2 separate regions of the Homo sapiens genome follow, and region 1 is linked to region 2. The links are chromatin loops, found by intact Hi-C in ENCODE. Cell type or tissue: IMR-90. All regions are shown on one strand. Links, peaks and the distances in the headings refer to the core of each region. The heading gives the core; the rest is flanking DNA.

Region 1 (8,122 bases), core at 2,180-6,179, 400 kb after region 2:
ACAAAGCCTGGATCCATCTCTGATGGGAATGATGCCGTGATCTGATTTCTATTTTATGAAAGTGCTGGCTGCCATGTGGAGGGAGAGCAGATCAAGAAGGAACAAGAGTAAAATTAGAGACATATGATGTCTTTGGATGTCTTTGCATCCAATGACAATTCTTTTGAATTGTTACTAACAAGGAACATCAAAATGGTCCAGTGTTGTCATTGGTCTTCATTCACTGCTTTGCAGAGTCAATAGAGTATCTGAAGGGGGATTGGTCCTGAGTACCACAGCACCACTTCTCAGACTTTAATGTGCATATGGGTCCCTTGGGAGTAGGTCTGGGGTGCAGCCTGGGATTCTGCATTTCTAGCAAGTCTTCAGGTAGTCCTGTGGCTGGCTCAAGGACCACATTTGGAGTAATAAGGTAGCAAAACACTAGGGATCTAGAGGCAGACTGGCTGTGTTTGAATCTTCACTTCACTACAAACTTTGTGACTTGTTAAGTTATCTAAAGTTTCTAGTCCTCAGTTTTCTCATCTATAAATAGGGATGCTCATAATAGAATCAATCATTCAATTTATTGTAAAGATTAAATGAGACACTTCATGTTAAGAGGTTATCACAATATAAGGGTACAAAAAATGCTAGATATATTTGTTCTAGCTGCAGACAGCCCACTTGGCCTTTTGGGCCAAACTTGACTATGACGTCTTAGGAAGGGTTACTGAAGTTTCTTATGTGTATTGAAAGAAAGCAAGGGCCTACCCCTACAACACAGGCTAAGTAAAATTAGTCTGGTCAATGCAAACTTATAAACAATGAAATATATTTGCAAATCAAAATTACCAAGTACAATAAATGTTGAGTTCAGTCAGAAATGTGCTAGATGTTGATAAATCACAGATTGTTGTATCCAGAATGGAAGTTAAAAGATCTTGTATTCCAATTGCTTCATTCTGCAGACAAAACAGAAACAAACAAACAAACATAAGGCTCTCCCTGAGGCATTGTGGCTTTGGCCATCACATTCCCTGTGGGTCATGTCTCCTAACTGAAAAGCAACAGAAACCATGATCGAAATATTTTATTAATTCTTTGCAATCTATAGAAAGCAATCTTTATTCAACCCCCCTTATTATAGCTATGGGTTAAATTGTGTCCTCCCAAAAACATACGTTTTAAGTCCTAACTCCATACCTGTGAATGTGGTTTTTTTTTTGGAAATAGGGACTTTGCAGATATAATAGAGCTAAGAAGAAGACATTAGGGTGGGCTCTAATCTAATATGACAAGTGTGTTCATAAGATGATGTGAAGGTAGAGACATGAAGGTAGAGACATACAAGGGGAAGGCCATGTAATGACAGAGACAGAGTGGAGCCATGCAGCTGCAAACCAAAAAATGCCAAGGACTGAGAGCCACCAGCAGAAGCTAGAAGAGTCAAGAAAGGATTCTACTGGAATCTCAGGAGGAACACAGCCCTGTTGACACATTGATTTCCAACTTCCAGCCTCCAGAGTTGTAAGAGAATAAATTTCTATTGTTTTTGTTGTTGTTATTGTTCTTGTTGCCTAGGCTGGCGTGCAGTGGCTCGGTCTCAGCTTACTGCAACCTCCACCTCCTGGGTTCAAGTGATTCTCCTTCCTCAGCCTCCCAAGTAGTTGGGATTACAGGTGCGCACCACCATGCCTAGCTAATTTTTGTATTTTTAGTAGAGACAGGGTTTCACCAAGCTGGTCTTGAACTCCTGACCTCAGGTGATATGCCCACTCAGTCCCCCAAAAGGCTGGGATTACAGGTGTGAGCCACTGCACCTAGCCTAAAATTTCTATTGTTTTAAGTCACCCTTTTTGTGGTTTGTTATGGGAGCCCTAGGAAACTGATACAATCCTCTTCCTCCTTTCTCTATTTTTAACAGGTTCTGTTCTGCCACATGATAAGCTTCTTGAGGGCAGAGCATTGGACTTTGGCCATGTTCACATCCCTTTAATGGCTTAGCAGGGCTTAGATGGTGCTCAGTGAACAGTTGTTGAATTGAAGTAATTATAGGTTTCCACAAAAATAATCTGGCTCATTATTTGTTATTATGAATTTTCTATAATTTGCCCATCAGTTTTTGGCATTAATTGTCATTGAGGAAATAGAAGAGGCGCCTCTTAGTTGCCAAGAGATGTTTGGACAGAAAAAGGAAATAAATACTTACAGGGAAACACAAGAGCTCATTTTAATATTATTTTAAGAATAATAATTGATATTCACTGAAATCTTGCTAAGTGTCGGGTCCCGCTCTATCTGGTTAGCATATATTATCTCACTTAATCTTCATTATGTCCCAGCAAGGTACATTCGGTTGTGAGACTCGGCTTATTGGCGAAAAAACCTTGATGCTTAGGAGCTGTTAAAAAGTACAGTTGAGAGTTAAACTTGGGCAGCATGACCAGAAACTTAGCTCTTAACCAGCTCTTAAACTACTGTGGAATGCAGACACTGATCTTTCCATTCTGTAGCTCTGAAAAACATTCGACTTTGTGTTTATGAATGCTAATGCGTTTAGATTGCTCTCTATATAAATATATGCGTGTGAGAGTGTTGAAAATATATTTATTCTGTAGTACGTTTGTTACTTCCGTATATATCTGATCAATTTGCTCAGACATATTTAGAGCTTAAGAGGCAGCTTTTCTAAGCTGTCACGCTACTTTGAATACATTTCTCTCCCTCTGTAAAGCCACACATTTTACATTAAATGCATGGGTTTCCATCTCTGGACTGCAGAGCTTATTCACGGATCTCAGGAAAGAGACCTCCTTGCAACAGGAGCACTTTGCTACGATTTGGCTTGTGGACTTTTGTAGGGTGACCTTTTGTTGGAAGGAGATGTTCTCTAGCAAAAGAAAAGTTAGACTGCTCTGATTTAGATCATTTTAGTTTACACACAAGGACAAATATAAATCTCTTCCTTCATTTATATAAAACAAAGAATTGGAAAAACCCACAGAAAAGTTATGAGAGAAAGGGATCAACAATAGTAACATTCAATTTCTCAGCCTCTCTGGATGCAGTTGGATTTTAGGGGTACACATTCATGTGTGGCCTTTATGCAGAAATTTATTCTCTCTGTCTCTTTTCCCTAGACTTTCAAGTTCTATCTTTTCACGTGCTGCCTCCACGTGACTAACTGCATCATGACTTGATGCCACATTATTATTAGGAGAAATTCAATGACCATCATTATATATTTTATTTCAGGAGAACCACATAGAAGCTCGATAAACAAACAAGCAAACAAACAAAAAAACTCTGGGTAACACTGGAGTAATGGTACAATGTAACATTTCTTCTATTGCCTCCGGTCCGAATAAAGAATTGGGCCATGTCCTAAATCTGGCAGAGTACTTTGTAGCCCATAGTTTCAAAATATTTCCTAAATCATATTCTTGGGATAGGGAAGAATATCTTTATCTTAAGTAACCAAGTAAAGGATTCTTATAACTTCAACTTAAACCTGGATAAATGCTTCACTCTGAATTTTTTAGTGAAATTTTGACTGGAAGGCTACCACAAATAAAGCTCATTTCAACTTGGCTGTAGAGTTGGGGCAAGCCAGGGTTTGCTCTATGTGATTTCGAGAGTTATTTAATTTTTATGAGTCTTGATTTTTTTCATCTACATTATAGGTATAATAGATTCTTTGTAACCCTAAGGATTACGTAAAATGTATGTGAACAAAACCAGTTACTCTCTGTTTATGCCTTATTTCATGTGAACAACTATATGGGTTTTCACCAGATTTGATGGGATATCTGAAATTGTTTCATTATAATTTAGGCCAAGTAGCATTTATACAATTTACATGGTGGGTGCCACAGGGACACCTCAAATGGGTGGACATTTTTCAAAGTAGCTGACAGTGGAGGAAACTGAAGTCACAAGCCAGTTGGTGAAAGCTTTGACACGTACTGGACAGAGGTTTTCAGCTGAGCCGGGCAGCTAGTCACCCTAAGGGCAGACACTAGTAGTGTTGATCTAGAAGCAAGTTGCTTCTCACAGCAGAGTCTCTATGTACGTTGAAGAGGAATCTCTGTATCAGTCAGAATTCACTTATCAGTTGTTAGTAATTCTCTCCAACACAGGGTGGGCTTGTTAGAAACATATATAGAATATTTAGCATAGAACTTGGCACATAAGTAGGTCCCTGGTGAACATTCTCAATTCCACCCATTCCCATCCTTGCCATCTATCTCCCCAACTAAGAGCATAGAGGGAATCATTACTATGTTTCATTCTGTGTGAATCATACTTATTCACAGTGACTCAGTCATTTCTATGGAGATAAATCAGTCCAGCAAAAATTGCCTAATATTTCAGAGACACCCTAGGATATTTTGGAGGTGGGGAGAGGGGGTGGGGGTTGCCCCTGCAGAAATCATTCTGCAGGGAACCACTACCGTCTTTTTGTAAATATCAGAACATTGAACTTTATTTTGGTTTTCCTAGCTGCCCCTAAAATCTGTGGCATTGCAATAGAACTTTAATCATAAAGAGTATATTTCTGATTTGAAACATCATTTTAAATTTGGAGAGCCCAAAACTGAAATGACACTTCTCTTTTGTCAGATAATTATAAGATAATTGATATTTTATACCCAAATATTTTCTATGCTGAAGAGATAGTTTTTTATCCTGAGAGGTTTAAGTTTTGTTTTTGATTTTGATGTAGTACCATAAATAGCCAGTCTACTGATAGAAATTATACTTCATGAACTACAGTTTTAGATTTTTCACTTAAAATAATAACTTGCTCTCTGAAGTTGACATCTTGAACTTACTATTAACAGAATGATTTTTGCAGGGAGTGACTGATGAGATAGGTTTTCCTTTGCATTACAGTACAAAAATCACTCATCCAAATATATAGCCATTTTTTCAAATATCCACAGAGGTGTTAAAAGTATTTTTAGCCTTGGAAATCCTGATGGGATAGTTAAAAAATACAAGCAGCTTTATTTGTATCTGCTGAATATGGGTGTTTTCTATGCTATATCATAACCACTCAGGAGGCCTGAAGCTTTAAATCTGCCATGGAGAAAACTCATGTTTCTGCCTTGGCCCACAGAGAAGGCAATTTCTGCTAATCTCAGTGTGACAAGGAGTGTTCCCACCCAAAAGGCCAATAGCACCTTCCTTGACAAATATGGTGGGTCTCAAAAGGCTGAAGAAGGAGCTTCTGTTGCTCCTTCTGCCCACACACCACCTCTTAGGAGGAGACTGCTTACTGACAGAATAGCAGGGACCCTCATCACCCTCTCTTTGCTGAATTCCTGTTCTATTCTTGAGCCACCTAGCTAGGACCTCTGCATAGAATAGAACTCACCATTCTATCTCTTTCTGCAGCCTCAGGTCTGATTCATGTTATCCCATCAAGCTCTTACAGAAGCCTCTATTATACCTTAATGGGTCCTTTTTAAAATCTAATCTATTCATGAAACTGACATTTTGTTTCCCATTTAGTTACTGATGCCATTGATCCCATATCTTTTCATTATCAGTCTGAGATGTGAAGAAGAGGGCTGAGTGGTGGGCTTTATTTTCACTTCTAATTTTAAAGAATACTAAAAATACTTCTCAAATTACCATTTTTAATTGTTTTTCTTGCTGCTAAAAAGCCAAAGCCAAAAGCAAAAACTATCAGTTTTCCATTCGAAGACCCGAGTTTGGTCTTCTTTGAAGTTAACAAATACTGTATGTGTGAAGGTGAAAACTATTTTGTTTGGTGAATTATCAATCTGTCTCAACACAAAAAGAAGGAAGACTATACAATCCTTTTAAATGCTTCTTTTATTTCATTGGTTGTACATTGGGTGAGTGAACTGAATATTACAACCAAAACATAGTATTGATACAAATTAGACTCCTGTTTACACTGTAAGGTAATGAATGAGGGAATTCTTTAAGTGTTACAGAAAGATTTAGTAGAAATGTTACCAGTGGTATGGCTGAAAGAATATTTCGGTGAAGTGCTGTTATATCCTGAAAACCAAGAGTGAAATGTAGTTCCCATACAAGTGGAGAGTTAGTCTCTTAACTACAGTATTTGTTGAACTGATATCTTCATGTCTTGGATATTGGTGATTTTTGTTTTTTAATTAAACAAAGCATTTAAGATTTATTCATCATAGTCAGACTTCTGAATATAAACAAACTTTTGGCAAATAATATTTATACAGAAAAATAGTTTTAGATCCTCTCAAATCCCAGAATTATTCTATAAAATTACATTATAAATAAATAAAAAGCAAAATCTGTTGTACATATATTTGTACATCTATGCATTTGCCTTGCCTCCTCCTTATTGTAAATGGCATATTTATGACTCTTTGCATATTGTAATCACAATTCTGGAAAATGGATATCATAGTAAAAAATACAGTCTTCTATATTTGCTTGGGGTTACAGGTGATGTTTTTGATGCTCCATTATTAAAGGGCTGAAAATAGTTGTGTGCTAATAATTTTAAAAATCAAAATCATGAAACAAAAGAAAAAAAAGAAAGACAATGTTACAACAATTAATCTACAAAAATATTTCAGTGATTCCCATAATTTACCTTTTAGTAATGTATACTATGTTTTCAATGAGTTTAAATGAATTAACAAAGAAAAAAACAGAAAAAAGAAAACAAGTTTGAATGTTTTAGGCAAGTTGTAGCGTAACTACATTGTTATAGTTGAGAAAATTACAAATATCAATAATACATAAAGATGAAACTACCAAAGTAATACAAGTTAGATACAATACTTTTCCACAAATTAAAACAAATGCAACGATACAAGCACTATGTAAGAATACATTTAGCGTGTGACTTTCTTTTAGATAGGGTTATCAGATCTACGATATAAGATAAATAGATAGTAATTCGACTTTGACCAACATGAATTAAAATGCAGATTTCTTTTTTTCCTCAAACAAATAATGATACGGTTGGTGCATCTAGTTTTCAGAACAGGCGATGATCCCAAATTTAAAATATTTTACATTCAATCTCAAAAGTCAAAATACTTCAATCACTAATATGTTCACAAAGAAAATGGATGTTTGAAACAATTACACATAATATTCATTTATAACAGCTGTTTTGTTTTTTAAACAATAATTTAAAAACTATGTAGGTACTGTATAGGCTATGTGCAACATATAAAATGTGAAATATGAAATATTTGGTACGATAGTGCTTAAAATAAACTTTAAAACAAACTTTCTGAACAAAATTTAATTGTATCGCTATTACCTTGAAGATCAACCAAGTATTTAAAAAAGTAAACAACATTAAAATATGTTTCATCCATATATAGTATATATATGTATGTGTATATATAATATGTATGTACTTGTATTAAAGTTTTTTATACTTTTGAGACATAAAATATGCTTTAAGGTGAAAGAATTAAAAGAACTATTTTTTTCCATGCTGTAGTCAGTTACAACCCTTTAATCCAACTTTTGAAATGCAAAACAGTAATGGATTTTTTAAAAAGTGAAACTATCTACTTTTTGTTTACATAGTAATTTAGATTAAAGTCACAGTCAAATTTGCAGTGACTAAACTCAAACTTACTTAAATTAGAATATTATACAGATCTCCTCACCTACAGCTTCCTTGTTTGACTAGGTTTTTAGTTAAGAAGAGTTATTCTGTAACAGGCAACTGGATGGTGAGTTTGAAAGACTAATCTCTTAGATTAGACTGTTGGCATGGGCCTCTCAATCTTGTCAAGCTGGATGAAGTCTGGCAAAATCTAGGCACTTCTACAAAGTCTCTCTTATAAAACAACTTTAAAAATATACTTGTAAAATAATACCTTCAAGACTTTGTTTGGTGGGGTATGAAGCTCATACCGTGCAAAGTTTCTTTTTCAATCTATTTAATGTTAATCTAGAATCACATGATTCAACGTGGCATCTCCAGGCAAACCAAACACCACACTTTGATGTGTCCCCAGTACTTGTGCTTGAATTTCCATTCAAATTTTAGACCTGCAGGACAGGTATCGGTTTTACTTCACCTCTCATCTTTGCTGCAGCATTTATATTGTCAAGAAGTGAAACATACCCTTTGATCCAGTGGGTAAATGAC
Region 2 (8,122 bases), core at 2,752-6,751:
CTATTCTGACCTGTGTGAGATGGTATCTCATTGTGGTTTCGATTTTGATGATGAATATTTTTATATGTTTGCTGGCTGCTTGTATGTCTTTTGAGAAATTGTCTGTTCATGTCTTTTGCCTACTTTTTAATGGGGTTATTTGTTGTTTCTTGTTGAATTGTTTAAGTTTCTTATGGATTCTGGATATTATTAGACTTCTGTTGGATACATAGTTTGCAAATATTTTCTCCCATTCTGTAGATTATCTGTTTATTCTATTGGTAATTTCTTTTAATGTCCAGAAGCTCTTTAGTTTAATTAGGTCCCACTTGTCAAATTTTGGTTTTGTTGCAATTGCTTTTGAGGATTTAGTCATAAATTCTTTGTCAAGGCCAAGGTCTAGAGGGTAGCTCCTAGGTTTTATTCTACGGTCTTTATGGTTTAAGATTTTACGTTTAAGTATTTAATTTATTTTGAGTTAATTTTTCTATGTGGTGATAAGTAGGAGTCCAGTTTCATTCTTCTGCATATGAATAGCCAATTATCCCAGCACCATTTATTGAATAGGAAGTCCTTTCTCCATTGCTTATATTTGTCAACTTTGTTGAAGATCAATTGATTGTAAGTGTGTGGCTTTATTTCTGGGTTCTTTATTCTGTTCCATTGGTCTATGTGTCTGTTTTGTATCAGTATCAGGCTGTTTTGGTTACTGTGGCCTTGTAGTACAGTTTGTAGTTGGGTAAGGTTATGCTCTTTGTTCTTTTTCCTTAGGATTGCTTTGGCTATTCGGGCTCTTTTTTGGTTCCATATGAATTTTAGAATAATTTTTTCTAATTCTGTGAAAAATGGCTTTGGTAGTTTGATAGGAATAGCATTGAATCTGGAGCTTGCTTTGGGCAGTATGCCTATTTTAACGATATTGATTCCTCCAATCCATGAGCAGGGAATGTTTTTCCATTTGTTTGTATTATCCATTATTTCTTTCCACAGTGTTTTGTAGTTCTCATTGTAGAGATATTTCATCTCCTTGGTTAGATGTACCCTTGGGTATTTTATTTTTGTTGTGGCTATTGTAAATGGGTTTGTGCTCTTGATCTGGCTCTCAGCTTGAACATTATTGCTGCATAGAAATGCTACTAATTTATGTGCATTGATTTTGTATTTTGAAACTTTACTGAAGTGGTTTGTCAGTCCTAGGAGCCTTTGGTGGAGTGTTGAGGATTTTCTAGGTATGGAATCATATTGTCAGCAAAGAGAGATAATTTGACTTCTTTCCCTATTTTGGTGCCTTTTATTTATTTCTCTTGCCTGATTGCTTTGGCTAGGACTTGCAGTACTATGTGGAATAGAAGTGGTTAAGAGTAGGCATCCTTGTCTTGTTCTAGTTCTTAAGGGAGGTGCTTCCAGCTTTTGCCCATTCAGTATGATGTTGGCTGTGGGTTTGTCATAGACTTGTCTTATAATTTTGAGGTATGCTCCTTTGATGCCTAGTTTGAGAGCTTTGATCATAAAAAGATGTTGGGCTTTATAAAAGTTTTTCTGCATCTATTGAGATGCAAATCATTATTTTAAAAATTAATGAAAGTAAGCGCAGTGACAGAATATGCACAAGGATTAGGAATGTCTTATGACTGATAACTGACTAGAGTGAGTGAGTATTAGTCCATTTTTACACTGCAGATAAAGACATACCCAAGACAGGGTAATTTATAAGGAAAAAGAGGTTTAATGGACTCACAGTTCCAGGTGGATGGGGAGGCCTCACAATCATGATGGAAGGTGAAAGTCACATCTCACATGGTGGCAGGCAAGAGAAGAATGAGAGCCAAGCGAAAGGGGTTTCCCCTTATAAAACCGTCAGATCTCGCAAGACTTATTCACTACCATGAGAACAGTATTGGGGAAACTGCCCCCATGATTCAGTTATCTCCCACTGGGTCCCTTCCACAACATGAGGAAATTATGGGAGCTACAATTCAAGATGAGATTTGGGTGGGGTCACAGGCAAACCATATCAACATCCAAACTGAATTTTGAGTGGGGTTCTCTTGTCTCTATAGAGTGGCAACAATAAGAATAGCTTTCTAGAAATTTCAAGGCGAAATTCCTTCCCTGTTGTTTACACCTTATAATTGCTCAAAAATATTTGGTAGATCAGTTTATTTACAATGCTGGTGGAACAATTGTCATTGACAACATTCAAGCTGTCTGCCAGCTCATGCCTTCCCAGCTTCAACCAGTTCTGAAATCAGTCCTGAACTTCCAGGGATCAGGAATTAAATGTGTCTTGGTACCCAGTGTGTTTAGCCAAGCCACATGCATGCATCTATCTACTGAGTCCCAGCCTTTTTAGTCCCTTTGAGACAATCCAGTCCATATACTGCTTCAATTTCTCTCCTGAGCCAGGAGTTTTGATCTAAAGCATGTTTCTATTGGAGAAACATGTTCCCAGGCTGTGTTCTGCTCTCTGTCGATCCAAGCACTAACCACATGGTCTGCTGATGGACTGATTGCCTAAGATTGTGCTTATCGCCTGACCAGCTGTGCGATGTCTCACCATTCAGATAAAACTCAACTGGATATTGATATCTGTCCCAAGCAAGCAGGGTTTACCATGCCCATTTGAAGACAGCACATTGGACTTTTTGGATACCCTATGTAGGCACTAAGCCTACAGTTTTTGCAACTTCCTCAACCCCACCTTTCTCAGTCTTGATTTTTGTATTCATCCTTCCTTTGTCTCCCAACATACATGTGTACTCCTTTACTTTCTGAATGCACCCACAAACACATTGATTCTAGCTGTTACTCTGTTGTTGTTGTTGTTCAAAGCTGTGTTACTTTTACCCTCTTGTGCCTTATGGCAGGGCCTGCCAACTTATTTTACATATGGGTTGAAATTTTGTCTTTTCCTTGACTAATTTCTTATGTCATGATTCTACATTATGTTTCTCTACCCAATAGGCCAGAGCATTACCAAAATATACTTCCTAGTCATATTTGCCTCCAGACATAGCAATCCTGGTAACTACCCATGAGAACCCCTAGACCTCCTTTCTTAGTGCATACAGATGGGACTTACATCATGAGGGGTATAAATACCAGGGGTCCTTGATAGCCCCAGATCTTCCCTGAATTTCCCAAAAGATGCCTTCAGGGTGCCATCTCTTATATTTGATATATATTTCTTTGTAACTAATTACCCCATAACTTAGTGGCACCAAACAATAAACATTATCTCACACAGTTGCTGGTGATCAGGAATTCAGAGCAGTTTAGCTGGGTGTTTCTGGCTCAGAGTCTGTGATGAGGGTGTAGTCAAGACAACAACCAGAGTTGTAGTCATTGCAGGGCATAACTGGGGATAGAGGATCTTTTTCCAAGATGGCTCACTCATCTGGCTGTTGGCAGGAGTCTCAGTTTGCCACCATGTGGGCTCTCCATAGGCTGCCAAGTGTCCTAACAATATGGCAGCTGGTTTCCTTCCCCCAGAGGGAGTGATCCAAGAGCAAGCAAGGCGGAGGCAGCTCGCTTTTATAACCCAGCCTCGGAAGTCACATGTTGCCATTTCTACAATATGCTATTGGTGCCACAGGTCAGTCCCATTCACTGTGGGAGGGGACGACACAAGACATAAAGGCTAGGAGGTGGAGATCTCCAGGGACATCTTGGGGGTGGACTCTGACACCTCTTTAGCTTAAGATTTCATCAATTCATATGCAAGACTACACCATGCAGCTCCTGTTTTTCCTCCAGGTCATGCCATAGGATACCGAATAGTTGGATTAGCTGCTCTTGACTTGCCAGTTAGCTGTGGTGAGGCGAGACTGGGATGTCATGGTATAAACCCAGTCGCTGTAGGGTGACTGCGTATAGACAGGGCTGTTGCCTAAGAACAGATTAGAGATGAGGATGACTGTGAAGGACATTTCAGCATTCCCTTACTCCAAGAGCAGAATCCAAGAAAAGAAAATAACAGAAAGAAGATGAAAAAAAGAAAAAAAAAAAAAAAAGCAAAGTAGGCTGCCTTTTTGTTTACTTTTTTTTTTTTTTTCTTTTCTGAGACGGAGTTTCGCTCTGTTGCTCAGGCTGGAGTGCAATGGCACCATCTTGGCTCACTGCAACCTCTGCCTCCCGGGTTCAAGCGATTCTCCTGCCTCGGGCTCCTGACTAGCTGGGATTACAGGCATGCGCTGCCACGCCCGACTAATTTTTTGTATTTTTAGTAGAGATGGGGCTTCCCCATGTTGGTCAGGCTGGTCTCGAACTCCTGACCTCAGGGGACCGGACCATCTTTGCCTCAAGTGCTGGGATTACAGGCATGAGCCACCGCGTCTGGCCCTAACTTTTTCTAGGGCCTAGACCTTTTTCTAGGGCTGAGGCCGGTCTAGGTCTCTTCATCTCCACACTTGGCAGACGTCAGGATTGAAGAATGGGCTTCGGCCAGCAGAGGGCAGGCTTCTACGACCCAGAGACTGTCTTTTAACTTCTTTAGAATAAAGGAGAAATAGAACCATAAAATTTCAGAGTTGAAAGGGACCTGAAATAGTTCTATACTAAGACCTCCTTATTTCACAGATGATTAAACTGAAGCCCAGAGAAGTGGAAGTAGCTTATCTAAGTTCTGACACTCTGCAAATGGCATAGTTGAGATTTGAACTCTTAGCTCCTTGACCGTTTTTGCTTTTATTATTCTAAAACTCTTCTCGTCTAATTCAACTGGCTTGAAAATCAGTCAGGGCTCTTGCCTTGTTGACCTAGCCCATCACATTTTAGACACATAGGGAGGATTAGGCTTACTTCACTATTTCTCAAATTTGAGCAAAAGGGTAATAACACTTTTGATATTTTAATTTTTGACTTAAATTGTTTTTACATTTTTATTATTTTACCTAATGCATAAAAACATAAAACTAGAGAGAACATGCTATGTTTACAGCTTTTATAAAATGATTTATTAAAATAAAATTTATAAAGTTAATACAAATAAAAATTTAAAAGGTGACAAATTGACAACATTAATGGGATGTAGAGGATGGTGTTATTTTGCTGAAACTACATGGCTATTCACCACTGAATTTGGCATGAGTTTGCTGTGCCTATACTCCCATGTGCTATGTGGTTAATCAATTTTCCTATTACATTATTTTACTTATGCCATGACAAACCTTCATCTGTATAGTGAGTCATTTTAGCATCATTTTGTTTTCATTAAGTGAGAATGCTTCATTTATCGATTAATCTCACTTCTTTTCCCATTATCTGGATGGTTCTCCAACATAACTACAAACAGAAATGCAAACATGAGCCATGAAATCTGGAAATGTAATTGGTTATAAGGTGATTACCCAGAGGAGCTATTTACATTAATACAAGCGTCGAAATGAAAACACACTCCAAAAAAAAAAATAAATAAAATAAAAGAGCTTGCAGCTTCACCCAGAATGTTCACAAACCCTTCAGCATCCACACACTGCCATTAGAGGGGACACTGCATAATGCATTTGGCTTTAGTCCTGATAGTATGTTCTAGACATGATGTTGTATGTTGTCTGAACAAGAGTTATCTTGATTTCAAAGGAAAAAAAAGAAATGCCATTAACATTTGTTTGATTGTCAATGACAATGTCTTAATGAAGAGCTAATGAATGAATGCACAGAAAACACAGGCGTCCCTTTGCTTTTCCTCGAGTCACCGAGATTAAAGGTATACCCTGTCGAAGGTGACAGAGTTAGGGCAGAAGGCTGGGTGTCCCGGACAGCTCAATAGCAGGCTGTATTGTCTGTTACAGGGCACATACTTTGAACTTGTGTTGACTCAGCCCAGTTGGAAAACTGAATACAAACTAAGACTTGACCAAAACCAGATGTTCTGCGTGACCTGCGCTTCAGGCACAGTGTGCCGCAGTTAACAAATGACGCCTTTTGGATTAATCTAAATATAAAGGCTTCCTGCCAGGACAGTCTCCCGAAACTTATTTGGCTTGGCCTGTTTTTGGTGTAAAAACATCAGACCACCAGAGCTACAGAGCAGCATTTCATCAGTAGGGCTACAAGTCAGAGTGGAGTCTGCATAATTGAAGCTATGTTCCCTTTGACCCATGGTTATCATTTCACAATGCATATATATCAAAACATCAAACAGTAAACCTTAAATAAATACAATTTTTATTTGTCAATGATACCTCAATAGAGCAGTTAAAAAAGAAGAATGGAGCTTGTGACTCAGCCTCCAGTATTACCCCTTCTGCTCGCAGGCATTACGCTTCTGCCAGCCAGTGGGCGGAGGCAGAACGCGTTGTTCCCATCACGCTGCAACTTCGGTGGAGAAAAATAGGCAAATGAGGGGTTGAAACTGAATGAATTAAGCCCAACACAGTTCAGTGAAAAATTTAAAGGTGTGAATGTTTCAGAAGTTTAGAGGAACATTGTAGATTCACACCTCATCTCTACCTGTTGAAATATTTCTCCTTGTTTAGACTTATCTCCAAAGCTGCTTTTCCCTGATGCCTTTCTGATTCCCACCAGATAGGGTTTCAGCCACTCTGGGACTTGAGTCATTGCTTTCTTTTGTGTTGTAATTACCAGTTTACATGTCATGACCCTTGAAGGTGAGCTATTTCTTACAAGACACACTATCCTCAGAGTGCTTTTTGGATGATATGAACTTGATGAGAACTGATTAGATCACAGAAAACTCTGAATGACAATCAGATATTTGCAATGTAATAACTTCATCCAGGGCTAATTTTGTTTTCTTAGTGAGGTTCAAAAGCCAAATATCATCCCAGATGGTGCTGGGCTCATAAAATAGGCAAAAGAGGGAATAGGGAGCTTCAGCCTTGGCCTCATCATCATGATCCAAGAAGACAGCTGCTTTCAAGAACAGCCCAATACTTTGAGTGTTTAGGGGAAGTGTGCACTCTGCTAATGGAATGTCAGGCCTTTGGTGGTGGGCTTTAACACTGCTGGTCTCCCCCTCTGACAATCCTCCCTGTCTGACCAGGTACACTCTTGGCTTGACTTGCTTTTTGTATTGGATCCTCTCTTGGCAATAGCCTCACCCCTGGGAACAGAGGTTGGCAGTCAGGCTCACAGCAGAAACGTCTTGGAGAGGGAAACACATGACAGGAGGGTGAGAATCCTGGCGTTTTATCACTTAGGGACTAACAAGAAATGAAATAGTCACCCTGGACTAGCTGTGGAGCCCAGAATGATCATTACCGTCTAATTTCACAACTCCTTCCGCCCCCTCACTTCTGCCCTTTCAGGACTGTAAATGGAGTTAATCAAAGCTCTTGATTGCAGAAGAAGGCTATGATTAAGAGTTAATAACCAATCATGGCTACAGAACTTCTTGCCAGCAGATGCTGGGCAGGTCAAAGTTAGTGCTGGATGTACAGCACTTGCCTAAACAACGTTACCGATTGGTATTATTCGTTACCTCAGATGTGTGATAAAGGACATCCTTTTCCTTCTAAGAATTATGGGAAGTGGAAATTGGGTAAGTGATTTTCTTAGGTAGGGGTAGGGAAAGGTAAGAGGAATAGGAAGTCCCCAGATATAGACTCACTAATCTTAGCATTGTCATGGAACTTAGAGGTCACAGAGTTCAACCTCCCACCCGATTAATTCATTTGTTCGACAAATATTGAGTGTCTACAATGTGTTAGTACTGGGAGTAATGTAGTGAATAAACCAGATAAAAAAACCCAGCCCGTGTGGATCTTACATTCTAGTAGAGAGGAGACCAATGAGCACATGCACAACTAAATTTTGTGATATAGCAGGAAATTTGCGAAAGTAAGATTTTTTTATTTTTATTTTTCTTAAAGAGGGTTCTCTTTAAACATCAGACCCCACAGAATCGGGATCTATCCCTATCGTTAGGTAATTATTTTAATACTATGTATTTAAATTTAGAAAAGGAAGAAAACAGAAGTGGCTGACAACTCCATTTTCAGCAGAAATACACCATTAACGTTATAAAACACAACAAACAGAAGTAAAAATTAAATTAATACATGCACCCACTAAGACAATGCAACATTCAATGAAAATGAAGAGTAAAAATTTCTAAGCCCACTCGGAGTCCCTGAAGGTCCTATCCTTAAAAGTAACTGTTAATTTGTTTGCATTCAAA

Evidence for each region. A loop is a pair of places that touch in the nucleus more often than their neighbours do. Peaks named below come from ENCODE experiments on the same cell type or tissue, not always from the same donor. Only the 100,000 strongest peaks of a DNase experiment are listed, where the experiment ranks them.
Region 1: a loop joins it to region 2, with 3 times the contacts of the local background. A loop is called at or near these places in 1 of 110 quality-filtered maps.

What each region holds. Positions count from the first base shown.
Region 1 is chr13:97,391,807-97,399,928 of GRCh38, reverse strand. It overlaps MBNL2 (muscleblind like splicing regulator 2), which reads right to left. Exons shown (of 9, transcript NM_001382683.1): 9 at 5,809-8,122. Among named protein-coding and RNA genes, the nearest start is that of RAP2A, 38 kb to the left of the region's middle. In IMR-90, for the core only: no CTCF peak of the experiment used is centred there; a DNase peak (open chromatin) is centred at 4,268; H3K27ac peaks cover 285 bases.
Region 2 is chr13:97,796,792-97,804,913 of GRCh38, reverse strand. No RefSeq gene overlaps it. Among named protein-coding and RNA genes, the nearest start is that of IPO5, 150 kb to the left of the region's middle. In IMR-90, for the core only: a CTCF peak has its summit at 4,422 (motif pointing right); no DNase peak of the experiment used is centred there.